2 separate regions of the Homo sapiens genome follow, and region 2 is linked to region 1. The links are chromatin contacts, found by Hi-C or POLR2A ChIA-PET in ENCODE. All regions are on one chromosome and are shown on one strand. The core of a region is the stretch at or near the end of the contact, and the rest is flanking DNA. Distances in the headings are between cores, read along the strand shown. Region 1 overlaps DUSP14 (dual specificity phosphatase 14). Region 2 has its middle 80 kb from the start of TBC1D3K.

Region 1 (2,555 bases), core at 37-2,536:
ACTGAACATGAAAAGAAAAGCCGTAGATAGAATTTCAGTTAACTGCTGATTCTGGTGGTTGTCATCTTTTTTTTTTTTTTTTTTTTTTAAAGAAAAGTAACCTCCGTGGCATTAGGATGGATGCTGTCTCTGATTAGGCCATGACCCCATGTAGCAATTCTGAGTGTCAGGTACCACTGCTCCAGGTATGGATGCCAGTGCTGACCACAAGGCTACAAGGCTGATGCCCGCATCCCAGGAGCTCTGTGGAGCAGGGAGCAATCAGGTGTTATTAATATTAGTGTATGCATTACTGAGATTAGAGGCCCGCTGGGAAGACACTAATCTTGTATTTTGTTCAGTACTTAGTGTTCGATGCTTATTATCCAAAAAGACCAGCATCGTCTCTGAGAAGATGTTAAGAACAAACCAGACTGGGCTCAGTGGTTCAAGCCTGTAATCCCAGCACTTTGGGAGGCTAAGGCAGGTGGATCACCTGAGGTCAGGAGTTCAAGACCAGTCTGAGCAACATGGCAAAACTCTGTTTCTACTAAAAAATACAAAAAATTAGCTGGGCATGGTGGCATGCACCTGTAATCCCAGCTACTCGGGAGGCTGAGGCAGGAGGGTCATTTGAACCCAGGAGGCGGAGGTTGCAGTGAGCCGAGATAGCGCCATTGCACTCTAGTCTGGGTGACAGAGAGAGACTCCATCTCCCCCCCGCCCCCGTCCCCCTGCAAAAAAGAAAACAAAAAAACCCAAAAAACCCTGGGGTTGGTTTAGGACAGCTCTTCCTTTCTGTCTTTCACTCTACCCTACCCCCATCCCCCAAGCCAGGAAAATATTTTTTCCTCCAAGAAGCACGTGCCATTGCCAGAGCATCTTGGGAAGGCCAAGTTGAACACCATAGACAGTGATGTGGTCATTCTTAAGCATTCTTCCTGGTCATCATCGTCCCAGAGACCATTGTCCTGCAGTGGGATGGCATGTTCACTCAGAGAGCACCATGCAATTTGTGATCCCTCAAATACGGGTCAAACTCTGCTACCCTATCTCCTTTCCCTGTCTCCCAGGACACATTTACTGAGTAGATTTTCATGCACCTGTGATATAATACCCATGGGTTTTTTATTTTTTACCATCCAGTTCTACTGATCTGATCTGAGAACTGGCTGACTCTAGGGCTTCTTGTAGTGCCTACTCTGGGGCTGCTCCTTGCTGAGGTCCACCCTCTGCAGCCAGGGGGATGTTTTGTGCACCAAATGGTGTACCAGGATGTGGCAGTAGTTCCCTGTTCTGGCACTAGGGGAAACTGGAGCAGCTCGGCCCATCTGGGCTTAGCCTTTCTGTAAGTAGCACTGAAACACCTTCTTAGGCAGATCCACACCCCCCCGCGTGTGTGGCAGACGCTGGCTGGTGGTGTGGAGCGCCGCGAGGCAGGTGATGAGAACACAGCCACGATTTAGTCACCGCAGAGAAGCAGTGTGTGGACTTGAGCTAGAAATCCGGACACCTTCCATCTTTTCCTAGTTTCACTTCTCAAGTTGAAATCTCTCACCCTTTCTGAACCATGTATTTTCCAATCTGTCAAGGGGGTCAGGAGTGTTTGTCAGAGAAGCATCTATAGCATCTGTGCCCTCTACGTGCCCTCTGGCGGAAGTTGTTTTCCTGAAACTTTGGACCAGCTTTGGCATTTTAAGCAGGTTTGTTGGCAAAGAGATGGACTGGCAGCAGCAGGGAGGGAGCAATGTGTCTGTCTCACTTGGATTCTGCCCCGAGGGCTCACAATCTGTTTTCCCTGCAGCACCAAGTACCCTAGCGCCACTCAGCAAATGCGAGTTAACGGAATCAGCCCGGCTTCTACAGGGAACCTGGGCTCCTTTGCCTCAGGAAGGCAAGTGGCTTCCCAGACAGCGTAATTTGGGAGGATGCATCGCTCTGCCACCCAGGCTGGAGTGCAATGGCGCGATCTCAGCTCACTGCAGCCTCTTCCTCCCGGGTTCAAGCGATTCTCTTGGCTCAGCCTCCCTACTAGCTGGGATTATAGGCATGCACCACTGCACCTGGCTAATTTTTGTATTTTTAGTAGAGACGGGGTTTCACCATGTTGCCCAGGCTGGTCTCAGGTGATCTGCCCGCCTCGGCCTCCCAAAGTGCTGGGATTATAGGCGTAAGCCACCGTGTCTATGGCCAAGCCTCTCTGAATTAGACAACAACTAGATAACCTACTTGGAAATTTGATTAGCATCTTCCAGATTTTCCACAATGAGGAGCGTCATCCCCAGCAGCTTGAAGGCCTAATTTTGTGTTTATTACCACAGTGACTTTGCTTTTTAAACCAGTAGGATTCTGCCAGGGAAGACTTGGAAGTGGCAGGAGACCCTGCTCTGCTGTAGGAAAGGATGTTCTCAGAGTTTCTGCCCTGTTCATAGTTTACATCCAATGCACACACACGCAGTTTCCTTATGTGACTGCGTCCTTGTTCCTCCTCATGCTGTGATTTCACCTGTGGACTGCTCTGTGTACTCCCATAGCATTAACCAGTCATGGGATGTGGGCTCCCAAAGCGAGGCCTA
Region 2 (2,555 bases), core at 31-2,530, 340 kb after region 1:
CTACTAAGTGCCCATCAGTCCTTTCCCAGGTTGAAGGGAAAACAGGACTCCAGCCCCCACATAGTGCCTGGCCACCTGCTGCTCATGAGGCCTTGTCTCCCCATCTTTAGGAAGGCTTTGTGTGTGTGAAAGTTTTTGCATGCACTTGTCTTAAGCATCTTCACGGCCCTGCAAGGTGGGTTTGATTGTCATCCCCATCTTACAGGTGAAACAGGTTTCCAGAGTCTGAGTAGTTTGCCAAGGCGGGGAAGGGGTGATCCAGGACTCAAACCCAGGTCCTCCAACTGCCACTTTCTCTGACTTTCTGGGGGTCAGTAACCCCAGTCCCTTCTCTCCTAGCCTGTCAGAGATTCAGCAGAGACCCCAGGTGGAGGCTCAGTGAGCTCTGGTGTGTGATAGGGACCTGGGGTCTTGTCACTGTCCTGACACCTTATCCTCTAGGTGGCTTTGAAACCATCCGTGTCACTTTGGGCTTCACCAGAGTTGCCAATCCCAGCCTCAAAATTCAGCCACCCCACCCCAACCTCTGGGGGCTGAGGCAAAGACTCTTCTTTTCTCCACAAAGCTAGAATGAGGACCTTCTGGGGGCCTAAGGTAAGAAATGGTCTATTTCTAAAGGGCCTGGTGTCTGGGTAAGCTCTGTGTATTTTCTTACGTTTGCTTTTTGGGGAACTTCATTCAGAGGAGACTTGGCAGCCTCTCTGAAGACACGGAAGTGATCAATGGCAAAGCTGCAAGAGGCTGTAAGCCCCACCTAGCATGACTTCCTCATTAGGCACATGGGGAAACTGAGCCTCAGTGGGTGGAACAGGCCTGCAGGGGCACAGTTGGGACAAGAACTCCGAACTCCAGGGCCCTCTACAGCTCAGGCTGTGCAAATGGGGCTGGTCCCGAAAGACGGTCCGGGCTGATGTGGGGACTGTCAGGCTGTGAGACGGGGCTCACTGGCCAGCCAGCCCAGAGGCAGCGTAGGCGCTCTGGCAGGAGACCCCCCCCAGGAAGTTTCGAAACCTTCAGCAGGATTTCAGAACCGTTCTAGACCCCATGCAGATTGTTTCTCTGTTAAAGAAGGCGCTTTAAGAAGCTGCCGAAGAGGCTCTGCCTTTGACCGTCAACAGGCATCTTTCCTCTAGTCCATCAGCCCACAAAGACAGGAAATCTGATGGGGGGAAAAACAAATAAAGTCATGCCAAAGTCGGGTGTCAGTAACCAGGGGGGCCGCCTGAGGCGTCGCATCCAACCCCCGCCCAGGTTTCCGCCCCGGGCCAGCAGTAGCCAGTCCCCGAGGGCCCATCTTCCAGCCCTGAAGCGGTAAACGCCTCACCTCTAGTGGCGAGTGCGAGGAACCGCACCCTAGCCCGCCTGACTGTCCAGCCCCGGGTGGTGCCCATCCTGCCTGTTGTTCCCTCTCAAACCAAATAAACCTCCCGACGTATGGACTCTGGCTGTCGTAGATGCAGACTCTCCTGCAATGCTTAACACCGTTTTGCTACCACGTGACGGCTGCAGACACTGTCCTCAAACTGCAGCCCCACAACGCAATTTTTGTACTTTCATCTGACATACCCGAAGGTGTCCTTTTTAAGTCTTGTTAATATTCATAATGACGTATAATCCAAAGTAAATGGAAATGTCATATTGTGATTGCAATGGAAACGGCATATTGCGACTGCATTGCCTTGGCGAGACTGTCGTCCTAACAGATTTTGAGGGGGCGGGGATGGTGGCTCACGCCTGTAATCTCAGCACTTTGGGAAGCCAAGTTGGGAGGTTCACTTGAAACCAGGAGTTCGAGCCCAGCCTGGCCAACATGGAGAAACCCGTCTGTACAAAAAAAACAGAAAACAAACAAAAAAAAACACAAAACCAATTAGCCGGGTGTGGTGGCACGCACCTGTAGTCCCAGCTGCATTAGAACTGAAGATGGCTCCCCATCTCATACACGGTGAAAGCCAGTCTTTATCAAGTTCTACATGTAGCTGGTGCAGTGTTTCACACCTGTAATCCCAGCACTCAGCACTTTGGGAGGCTGTGGTGGGTTTCACTTGAGCCTGGGAGATAGAGGCTGCAGTGAACCGAGATCACTGCATTCCAGCCTGGGTGACAGAGTGAGACCCTGTCTTAACAAAAGAGACTTGGAGGGGCTGGAGGGGAAGGTGGAAAGGCAGAGGAAAAGGCAACTGGAACTTAGGGTATGGTCTTGTTACTCTTCACCAGGAACCATTTGAGGTAGGCCCCCAAGTTACAGATGGGGAAACTGAGGCCCAGAGAGGTTAAAATACTTGTGCAGAATCACACAGCTGGCTGATGACAGAAGCACGACGCAAACTGAGGCCTCCCAAGACTTTCTGCACCAGGACCAGCCAGCCATGCTGTTACCTACTCATTCAACAAACAGCTGTGGAGTATTGACTCTAACGTCAGTCCCTGCCTGGGCCCCTGAGAGACAGTCATCAGGGAGATCATCTATGAAGACACAATAATGGTATGTTAGAAGGTGACCAGTAGCAAAAACTATGAGCATAAAGGAACTGGGTGGGCAGGCAAGGTTATGC

The links. Hi-C counts contacts between places; a loop is a spot of excess contacts on that map. ChIA-PET counts read pairs that join two places held with the same protein, here RNA polymerase II (POLR2A). Pooled maps may share reads with other maps.
Region 2: a loop to region 1 is called in a pooled map, with 2.5 times the contacts of the local background. The contact joins two enhancer-like sites. A Hi-C loop is called at or near these places in 5 of 50 pooled maps. POLR2A ChIA-PET finds 5 or more read pairs at or near these places in 3 of 52 experiments (HEK293T, K562 and Panc1).

The regions. Positions count from the first base shown.
Region 1 is chr17:37,505,570-37,508,124 of GRCh38, forward strand. The region is part of intron 1 of DUSP14 (dual specificity phosphatase 14); the gene reads left to right. Among named protein-coding and RNA genes, the nearest start is that of DUSP14, 17 kb to the left of the region's middle. RefSeq lists enhancers at 1,443-1,943, 1,944-2,444. Within about 2 kb of position 1,287, at least 3 of the 41 ENCODE cell types and tissues checked have a DNase peak (open chromatin) inside an H3K27ac peak, as active enhancers do.
Region 2 is chr17:37,843,556-37,846,110 of GRCh38, forward strand. It overlaps the pseudogene YWHAEP7. Among named protein-coding and RNA genes, the nearest start is that of TBC1D3K, 80 kb to the right of the region's middle. RefSeq lists enhancers at 1-301, 637-1,137. Within about 2 kb of position 1,281, at least 4 of the 41 ENCODE cell types and tissues checked have a DNase peak (open chromatin) inside an H3K27ac peak, as active enhancers do.